Linked DNA regions of Homo sapiens: all the other regions are linked to region 1. A link is an interaction called in ENCODE POLR2A ChIA-PET data of the cell type or tissue named here. Cell type or tissue: PC-9. All regions are shown on one strand.

Region 1 (2,500 bases):
TCACAACAACCTTAGAAAGTACTTTATTAATCTCCTCATTTTGCAGATGAGGGAAATGACACTAGGACATTTAGTAACTTACCCAAGCTTACATAGCTGGGAAGTAGTACAACTGGGCTTTAATTCCAAACTCCATGATCCTTCCTCCACAAAACAAGCTTAAGACAGAAGAGGCAGAGCAGCAGGAAAGGAGCTGTCAAAGGTGAGAGTCTTTTGTCTCCAGTTTGGTCCAAGGGTTTTTCATTGAAGTCTGATGATGTCAGGGAAATTCTAAGAAGTGATGGGAATTTTAAATAAGTGTGAAAGAGAAAGGCAACAGAGATTTGTCAGTAATGCTAAAGAGGTTTTACCTTTTTCATTATCAATGGGTTTTGTACACATATAAGGATTTAAGCATAGGTATGCAAAAGTGGTTGCATGGAGCACTCACTGAATCAGAACAGGAAGAGGGGTAGAGGAAAATCTGAAGGTTAGGTGGATTCTCCACAAGAGGTACACTGTCCCAGGCAGAGTGGAAAAAGGCTCCACCTTTTCCAACACCATTAAACATTTTGATCCATCAATACCACTGAGACAGTGAGCTTACGTTTGAAAACAGACATAAGCTTTTTTGGAGGAAAGCTGATCTTGCAAGTAGCCTACTTGAATAACAGCAGTGGAAGCTTAGAAGCTCATGGCAAGAACTGACTTGTAATCCCCACCAGTAATTCTTGTTTTCCCTGGCCTCAGCCTCAGCAACTTTCTGTCCAGGGTCCTTGACTTACTGTAACTCCACCTCTTGTTCTTTGCTCTTTTCACAAGCCATCTCAGCCATCTCAGGGGAGAAAAGGGGGCAGCAGACACATTTTGTTTGAGATAATGTAAGCAGGGAGAAGTATAGAATCAATAACTCAAGCAATGGGAAGAGTTTGCCTGCTTAAAACTCAAAATTGCAAGAAGCCGTGGAGACCTATTACACTAACATCTAGATTGGCATCTGGACAGACACCACTCCTCAAGATATTAGTAGGTACTGAACAACAGAAAAGATTCTGTACACAAGGGAAAATGCTAGATTAAACTAATGAAAAGAATTTTGTTTTGGTTTGGTTTTAGCTACAGTACTCCTCAGGGCTTTCAATATGCTAACATGGGACCAGGTTTTTTATACCTTACCTAGTCATCTTTCCAGAACTTTCTGTTCACTGAAAAAAATTGGGACAATGCATCTCAAAGTGTGGCCTGCAGACTACCTGGAAACTGTCACTGGTCCTTAAGGAGATAAATACAAAACCTGAGAGTAAGTATTTAAAGTTATTACAAGTAATTTGACATTGCCTCAACATCCAAGGCTGTGATCAGAGGACTCACTGGACAGGTTATAGAACAGTGCAGGGGTTGCAAATTGTATGGCAGGAGGCATCATCATAGATCTGCCAAATGCTGAAAAGCAGCAAAGGTGCTGAGTTAGCTAAGGTATTTCAGCCTTTCTACCTTCCCCTCCATTTCCCATTGAGGCCTGAAGCTTCAAGAGAACAAGCAGGTTGGACTTGTCAGAGTTGAGAAGCCTTTCTGAGTAGAAAGGGCAGCCAGCTGCTTGTCCAGGCAAACAGGATGTGAGTCTTCTCAGGTGAGTCAGAGCTAAAGAGGAAAGCCTTTCCTGCCTAGCTCAGTGAGGGGGTCCACCCTTAGCTTTGGAAAGGGGAAAACTCAGGGAAAAGTCCCAGCAACATCGCTCTTTTCTTGCAGTTTGTTCCAATGTTATATGCTGTCTTGAGTGTCAATATCTGCTGAGCTACATTAGCAATAACCAAGAGGAAAAGAAGCTTTTAAAGCCAAAGAAAAATTGTCATTTAAAGTTGTCACCTTGGGGACAAGCTTTTATTCTAATGATGCTGACGTTATTCCAGATATTTCTAGAACATTTTTAGAATTGCCTTAGGAGTTTGAATCATAACATTTTTCGATTTAAAAAAAAAAAACCAGGGTCTCGCTCTGTTGCGCAGGCTGTAGTGCAGTGATGCAATCTCGGCTCACTGCAACCTCTGCCTCCTGGGCTCAAGCAATTCTCCCACCTCAGCCTCCCTAGTAGCTGGGACTACAGGCACGTGCCACCATGCCCGGCTAAGTTTGTATTTTATTTGTATTTTTAGTAGAGACAGGGTTTCACCATGTTGGCCAGGCTAGTCTCAAACTCTTGACCTCAAGTGATCCACTCACCACAGCCTCCCAAAGTGTTGGAATTACAGACATGAGCCACTGCATCCAGCCTTGAGATTTTTACTGATGGCAAATCCTCATGCTTTTGAGAATGGGCTTGATTTTTGGACACATTTAAAAGTCATGTAGATCAAATCCAAAGAAAGTAAGAAAGTGAATGACCAAACCAGGCACTGATTATAAAATCATAAGTATGATGACTTGTGAAATGCATAAATGGTCCCTGAGGATCCTTTAAAAGACAGGATTCTCTTTAAAAGCTCTTTAGGCCAGGATCGGTGGCTCATACCTGTAATCCCAG
Region 2 (2,500 bases), 340 kb after region 1:
TAGGCAGAGGCACAAAGGAATGGGTGTTCTTCTCCCCAGTCCTCCCCCTCCCCTGGGCTCCAGGAGCTGAGGGTTTCCTTGTCTCATCTCTGGAGCAAGGCACCAAGCCCAGCCCTGCCTGGCCCCACTCCGGACATTCTTGGGAGTGTGTTTCCCTGGAAACTGGGTGGCTCGGGGGTGCATGTGCTATCTCTGTGTGTCTGTGTAACCGGAGTGTGTTTATGTAGCTCCGGATGTGTTTGTGACTCTGGGCTTACGAATCCTGTGTTTGTGTCTTTCCTTGTGTTTATCGATCAGTGTGTTCAAGTGGGCGGCAGGGGTGAACTCAGGACTGATGGTACCAAAATGTCTGTGTGTGTACTCCTATGTGTATATGAGACCCCACTAGTCATATGCCTATCTGTGAGCATATATACAAGACGATCATTTTCCCTACCTTGTTCCCCTAATCTGGCCTTGTAGACGGGACCCTCCTCTTTCAAAAACAAGGGCTACTCTGGGAATAACAAGGAGTGTGCTTTGGCCTTAGATGCATCATTCTGGGCACTGTGCCCAGCCATAGGCAACTTGGAGAGACACACTTCATGACAAGCAGAGATGGCAGTGACAGGCTCTTCCAGCAGGAATATGCCTGGGCCAGGGGAAAGGGGAGGCAGGCAGAAAACAGATGCCAACCTTTAGCACAGAGCTATGAACATAGGAGCATGAAGTGAGGGAGCCAGGAAGGTCCTGATTCCACCCCCTGTACCCAGGCATCTCGGCACATCCCACATTGCCCTCTTCTCTACAGAGCAAGGGGTGGAGCTGGGAATAGGACCAAGGGAATGAGGAGGAATCTCAATCTGGGTCTAGGCTGCCCCACCCTGGGACCACAGCGCCAGACCACATGAAAGATCTGGGAGGGAACCAAGCAGGGGAGGACCCAGAAAGCCACCAGCTCAGGGCCCAGGCTGTCTAGACAGTAGGTCCCCATCCACTCCTAGCATTTCCTCCGAGCCCTGGTCTCCAGTCTCCTTCATTCCCTAAGCCTCTCACTGGTGGGTAGGGGCTTGTGTGAGGGCCAGCAGAGGAGTGTGGCTGGGGAGCCGGATCTCTGGGTTATCCAGCTGCCTCTCTCTGGGATCTAGGACATTCAGCCTCTTTTTTTTCCCACCCAGTTATTCCATCTGTAAATTGGGAGTGAAGCCTTCAACCTTTTTCTGTTATGAGACTGATAACGATCTTGACTAATAAAGCTCAAAAGAAGGAGGGCAGAGCAAGGCTCCCAGCTTCCCACTTCTTTGTGTCTGCCTCCTGCCCTATTTCTCATTGGCGGGCATCCTCTGTGTCTGCCTAGGTCTATCCAGCTGGCCCTCACAGTTTCCAGACCGATGAATCACTCTTCCTGAGGAGATTTTTTTTAAAGCCTCCCTTCATTTTGCATTTGACCCTATATGGTTCTTCCTTTTTCCTCAGAAGGGAATAAGATACGTGTGCACATGTGAGCGTGTGCATGTGTATGCATATAGTTGGCAGCATGGGTGAGTGGGCTAGTGGGCTGTTTAGCAAGAATGGAAAACTTGCCTGATTATTCATCTAAGAGGTTGATTTTATTTCAGAGTTTCTCCAGGGACTAAGTGAAAGGAAAGCTATGCCTGGGTGAGTGTGTAACTAAAAGGAGTTGTCTGGGGGATGTGTGCATGAGAATAAAGGTGTGTGAGAGACAGTGTGTTTAATGAGGGTGTCTGTGTGACTCAGAGCATGCAGAGATGAAGTAGTGTCAGTGTGACTGAGCAAGTGTTGGTGTGTATCTGAGAGACACTGTGTCAGGCTGTGTGAGCTGCTGAGAGCATAAAACATTGTGTCCCGTAAGGCTCTGGTGTGCAGGGGCCAGGTCCCTGGAACAAGAGGAACTCTCTGGGGGACCTGGCTGGATGGTAGGTATTAATACCTGACTGGGCCGGGTGCAGTGGCTCACGCCTGTAATCCCAACACTTTGGGAGGCCGAGGCGGGCAGATCACCTGAGGTCGGGAGTTCGAGACCAGCCTGACCAACATGGAGAAACCCCATCTCTACTAAAAATACAAAATTTGCTGGGTGTGTGGTGGCGCATGCCTGTAGTCCCAGCTATGGGAGGCTGAGGCAGGAGAATCGCTTGAACCCCGGAGGCGGAGGTTGCAGTGAGCCGAGATCGCACCATTGCACTCCAGCCTGGGCAACAAGAATGAAACTCCATCTCAAAAAAACAGAACAAAACAAAACAAAACACCTGCCTGACTCAGAATCTCAGCCTGACTTTGCGGGCTCCAGATATCTGTTTCCCAAGTAGGATGGGTACCTTATTGGGGTCGGAGGGCTCTTTGCTGGGTCTAGCACAACTGGATGTTGTGGCTGGGGTGCGGGCTGGCTCCCAGGGGCCCAGGAAGTGGGCTGGCCGGAAAGGGCAGTGCCTTGGTCCACTCTGGGTCATGAGTTGAGCTATGGGGAGTGGGGCCGGAAGAGGAGGTGTTTAGGGTGGAG
Region 3 (2,500 bases), 320 kb after region 1:
GCTGGGACTACAGGCGTGTACTGCCACACCCAGCTAATTTTTTTTTGTATTTTTAGTAGAGATGGGGTTTCACCATGTTGGCCAGGCTGGTCTCTAACTCCTGACCTCAGATGATCCGCCCACCTCGGCTTCCCAAAGTGCTGGGATTACAGGAGTGAGCTTCCACGTCTGGCTGTTCTTCCAGTTTTTTAATTTGCATTACTAGGACCCAGTTTATATTATTAATATTCCCCTCTTTTTGACTTGCTTGTTGTTCTGGCCCTACCTTAGCTTCCCATATGGTCTCCGTCTCCCCTGTAAATGCTTAGAAAATTGCAGCTTCCTCCCTTGAATGATTCCAAAGAGCAGTTCTCTCTCCCTATCCTGTTAGTGACATAACCCCATCAGTGTTGGAAGCAACTGTATTGAACTCAAGACATTAGATAGAAATGGGTAAATTTTCCTATTGGGGCTATTCAAAGATTAGGACATTATAATTGCTCTCCCAAAACTTCATTAGAAAATACGAATCAGTGGTTCAAGTGTTGTATTGGTGCCGTTATAGGTACCATTGTTACATGTAATTAATTAAGCTGGACATTTATTTATTTAAAAAGGAAAAACCTCATTGGACCAGCCATGCCTAAAAAATAAGTATGATAGAGCAGCTTACTGGGACTTTTAACACGAGACTTTGAGAGCAGAGCAAATGAATAATGTGAAGAGCTAGAACGTTGCCTTTTGGGTCAGAATGTTAATATATCATCCTGATAGAATGTCTATGAATTTCATAGGTTATACAGGGCAGGGCTGGGCTGTGGCCACTCATTTTGGAGCTTTTACTTAATACTACGGAACATCTCGTCCCAACAGTTGTCTTTTCTCCATCTAGAAGAAAAGCAGCTTAATCATTTTGGTGGGGAAGAGTGATGCTGTGACTTTCAGTTGTGAATTGAACATTTTTCTAGTATTTTACAGTTACTTTTAATACCGCTTTTAGGGAAATTGATATGTTCTGTAATGAGAATGTAGTCAACATGATGGAGACTCAAACCTCCTGCTTTACCTTACTCTTTGTTTATTTTCCTAGGTTACCAAAGTGACCCAGGTAGATGGAAACAGCCCCGTCAGGTTTTCCACAGAGACCACTTTCCTAGTGGATAAGTATGAAATTCTGTAATACCAAGAAGAGGGAGCTGAAAAGGAAAATTTTCAGATTAATAAAGAAGACGCCAATGATGGCTGAAGAGTTTTTCCCAGATTTACAAGCCACTGGAGACCCCTTTTTTCTGATACAATGCACGATTCTCTGCGCGCAAGGACCCTCGACTCACCCCCATGTTTCAGTGTCACAGAGACATTCTTTGATAAGGAAATGGCACAAACATAAAGGGAAAGGCTGCTAATTTTCTTTGGCAGATTGTATTGGCCAGCAGGAAAGCAAGCTCTCCAGAGAATGCCCCCAGTTAAATACCTCCTCTACCTTTACCTAAGTTGCTCCTTTATTTTTATTTTATTATTATTATTATTATTATTATTATTTTTTGAGATGGAGTCTCACTTTGTAACCCAGGCTGGAATGCAATGGCATGATCTCAGCTCACTGCAACCTCCGCCTCCTGGGTTCAAGCAAGTCTCCTGCCTCAGCCTCCGAGTAGCTGGGACTACAGGTGCACGCCACCACGCCTGGCTAATTTTTTGTATTTTAGTAGAGACGGGGTTTCACCGTGTTGCCCAGGCTGGTCGCGAACTCCTGAGCTCAGGCAATCCGCCCACCTCAGCCTCCCAAAGTGTTGGGATTACAGGCATGAGCCACCATGCCCAGCTGCTCCTTTATTTTAATCCCTAAATATAATCCCTAAATATAGTTATATTTCATACTTAGTTTGTTTTTAAAAAGTTTTCTCTGTAGAAAATTTTAATCATTCATACCCTTTACCTTTAGGTTTTTCTTTCTATACATTCAGTCAGGCACTGGGATCATCTGTTTACAGGCATTATATTTATTTGGCACTCCTGGAACAAGTATATCTAACCCATTCTTGATTTTTGGACTATTCAGGTGAACTATTTGAGGGGTATGGGGTCTAGAAGTTAAAAGATACGCATGTCTTCTGTTCTTTTCCCGTATCAATTCATTCCTTCATCTCTTTGCCAAGTTGTTTTCCTTTCAGGGCCTGTCCTTCCAGTTTAGAACAGTACCATGAATCCCACTTGTGTCAATATTAAAGATAGCTGAGAAGCACCTTTCAAATGGCACAGTCCCTCTTCAAGATGTCTAAAAGAATGGTTATGTCTGTCCAGTTAGGGATTTCACATCCACATGTAATCATGTCTGCTGCTGTTGCTACCCAAATTTTCATTTCTCCACATTTTGGGTACTTAAGCTAAAACGTAATGGCCACAGTCTGTAATCCATTCACATTCCTCAGTTTCACCACCTCCCTCTTCCAGACTGCACTCTCTGTCATCAGTCCCCTCCTTTCTAACAGAAATGGGGTTATGATTTTGAAGGCTGTGG
Region 4 (2,500 bases), 230 kb after region 1:
CTATTGAGGACAGTTGCTTATTGAAAAACTATCAGATCGTCATACTAGAAATTCTACCACAGAGAGCATAACTTCATGTAAAAAAAAATCTGGTTTTAGTCACCACTTTCTAGCAATGACCTAGGCAAGCTCTTTGAGTCTTGGGTTTGTTATCTATAAATGGGAATAATAAACCAACTGTGGAATGTTGTTAGGCTTAGAGATCATTTATGTAAAGTACTCTACATGTAGTCAGTGCTCAGTGAGCATTTGTTACTGCAACCACTATCTATTTTCTCCCTATTAGAACCTAAAACAGTGGAAGAAGAGGAAAGTAATTTCAGCTCCCCACTGATGCTTTGGCTTCAGCAAGAACAAAAGCGGAAGGAAAGCATTACTGAGAAAAAACCCAAGAAAGGACTTGTTTTTGAAATTTCCAGTGATGATGGCTTTCAGATCTGTGCAGAAAGTATTGAAGGTGAGTGGATTAAATCAGGTTGACCCATCAGCAGAAGCCCTGTTTCAGCTAGAGCTTCATTTTCTGAGTATTAGCACCATTTAGGTGGCTGTTTTATGCTAGATGGTAGGGGGATACCTGGAGGCATCATACATTTTCCTTGTCCTTGAGAAGTTTGTCTTATTGGAGAAATAGCCATATTTTACATGAAAAGTTAATGATACAGATTATGTTTTCAACATTGCACACACCTTAGCGGAGCCCCTGAGAACTCTGCTTCCCCCTCCAGCCTTGTTTTTTGCCATTCCCTCATGCGCCTTCTGTGCCCTTCTCTCTCCCTTGTGTGCCTTCACACGTGCTTTCTCCTCTGCCTGGAGTTCTCTCCCTGCCCTCAATCACCTGGTGAGCTCCAGCTCACCCTTCAAGATCCAGCTCAGACGGTCTTCCCTGACCTTCTGAGGTAGCTAAGCCCTCCCTCTCCCTCCTTTTGAATCTTACATGTTCTTCTCTCATAGCTTACATTTTGTTTTGTCCGTGTTTGTTTACTTTTATCACTCACTCAACAGCGAGCTCTCCATAAGGGCTGGAATTTTATTTTCTTATTCATCTTTGTATCGCAAGCATCTAAGTGTTCATCCACCTTTGAAGGACTAGTAAATGTTCTCTAGGCTGTAAGTACTAGAAGAGTTCAAAGAAGAGAAAGGTCACCATGGGTGAGTTAGGGTTATCAAAAACCCATGAAGATAAATAGAAGATTCTATTAAAGGAGAAAATGGAATTTGGGTTAGGCAAAGAAGAATGCAGGGCTCTCTAGGAAGAAGAAGGGAGGTAAGCAAAGTTAGAAAGGCAGGACTGCATTTGGTGGGTTTAGAGTAGTGTCAGGTGAGATGGCATTGAAATCCATGTGAGGTAATAGTGAAAGAGAAAATTGGGAAGGTGGATAGGGCACAGGTTTTAGAGGGCTTTCAGTGCCAAACCTTGAGGACTTTGAAAACTTGAGGGAGTGAATAGAAGCAGAATTTCAGGAAACATAATGTGATAAGCTCTCTATATGAGACAGATTGAGCATGAACTGGAGATGCTCAAAGACGAGAGTTTACTAATGAGAGTATTGCTAGAGTAGAGATGTCTGGTAATAAAGCCCACATTCGGTGGGAAAAGAAAGGAAAGGAAAGAAGAATGAGTACACTTGGTGGAATATGGAGAGGGGAGAGTCAAAGATGACCCTAAAGATTCAGGCCTGGGTGACTAAAACAAAAGATAATGCATGGAGAACAAAGGAGATAAGTAAGGAGTATGGGGGTTCCACAGAAGACATTGATGTGGAGTGATGTAAGAAATCCATGTGGAAATGCCTAGCAGACAGGAAAAGATCACAGAATCTTGGGTTAGAGCTGGAAGGAACTGTAAGGATTTTCTAGTTCTGCCTCTTAACTTTAAGGAACAGAGAGGTTATGATCTTCCCACAGTCCTGCTTAAATCATTATTACTAGTGCTGTTTTGATTAGGGGTACAGGGAACATAAAAATACCAAACATTCAGGTGTGAGACCCAGACTTCCATCAAGGGATGTGAATGCGTTGGGGATTCAGAGTTCATTTCAGAAGGTCTGACTTTCCTTAGTGCTTCTGTGTCCTCCAACAGAAAGAAGCCCTGCTGGGGAGTGTACCTTTTCGGCTCCTTTCACATGTAATGAACTGACTTAAACTCTAAGAAAAATAACAAAACACTGCTCTAGGAGGGCAAGTGTTCACACTGTAGGGATTCTAAGCAGTGCTTGTGCACATCATTGGTATTAAGAAGGGTTTACGTGCATATTTTCTGGCTTACGGGTTTTCTTTATTTCCTTTCAGATGCCTGGAAGTCATTGACAGATAAAGTCCAGGAAGCTCGATCAAATGCCCGCCTAAAGCAGCTCTCATTTGCAGGTAATGGCTGGAGGTGTTATTCCACTCCTGTCTCAGAATATTATGGTAAATTGTTCGCCTAAGGCAGAGTTGATTCTGTGAAAAAAAAATCAGTTAAAAATTTTTTTCACAGCTTTATTGAGATTTAATTCATATA

The links. ChIA-PET counts read pairs that join two places held together with the same protein. Peaks named below come from ENCODE experiments on the same cell type or tissue, not always from the same donor. Only the 100,000 strongest peaks of a DNase experiment are listed, where the experiment ranks them.
Region 2: POLR2A ChIA-PET joins it to region 1 with 5 read pairs; 3 of 35 experiments call an interaction of 5 or more read pairs at or near these places.
Region 3: POLR2A ChIA-PET joins it to region 1 with 8 read pairs; 3 of 35 experiments call an interaction of 5 or more read pairs at or near these places.
Region 4: POLR2A ChIA-PET joins it to region 1 with 9 read pairs; 3 of 35 experiments call an interaction of 5 or more read pairs at or near these places.

The regions. Positions count from the first base shown.
Region 1 is chr11:118,275,922-118,278,421 of GRCh38, forward strand. No RefSeq gene overlaps it. Among named protein-coding and RNA genes, the nearest start is that of MPZL2, 13 kb to the left of the region's middle. RefSeq lists an enhancer at 1,513-1,807. In PC-9, no CTCF peak of the experiment used is centred here; a DNase peak (open chromatin) is centred at 1,550; H3K27ac peaks cover 2,500 bases.
Region 2 is chr11:118,618,274-118,620,773 of GRCh38, forward strand. The region is part of intron 4 of PHLDB1 (pleckstrin homology like domain family B member 1); the gene reads left to right. Among named protein-coding and RNA genes, the nearest start is that of PHLDB1, 12 kb to the left of the region's middle. RefSeq lists an enhancer at 1-280. In PC-9, no CTCF peak of the experiment used is centred here; DNase peaks (open chromatin) are centred at 1,358, 1,738 and 2,498; H3K4me3 peaks cover 1,097 bases; H3K27ac peaks cover 1,663 bases.
Region 3 is chr11:118,599,556-118,602,055 of GRCh38, forward strand. It overlaps ARCN1 (archain 1 coat protein complex I subunit delta), which reads left to right. Exons shown (of 10, transcript NM_001655.5): 10 at 1,070-2,500. The coding sequence ends at 1,159. Among named protein-coding and RNA genes, the nearest start is that of PHLDB1, 6.8 kb to the right of the region's middle. In PC-9, no CTCF peak of the experiment used is centred here; no DNase peak of the experiment used is centred here.
Region 4 is chr11:118,509,662-118,512,161 of GRCh38, forward strand. KMT2A (lysine methyltransferase 2A) reads left to right here. Exons shown (of 36, transcript NM_001197104.2): 30 at 287-457; 31 at 2,290-2,364. It overlaps TTC36-AS1 (TTC36 and KMT2A antisense RNA 1), which reads right to left. Exons shown (of 3, transcript NR_120574.1): 3 at 2,257-2,439. Among named protein-coding and RNA genes, the nearest start is that of TTC36, 17 kb to the right of the region's middle. In PC-9, no CTCF peak of the experiment used is centred here; no DNase peak of the experiment used is centred here.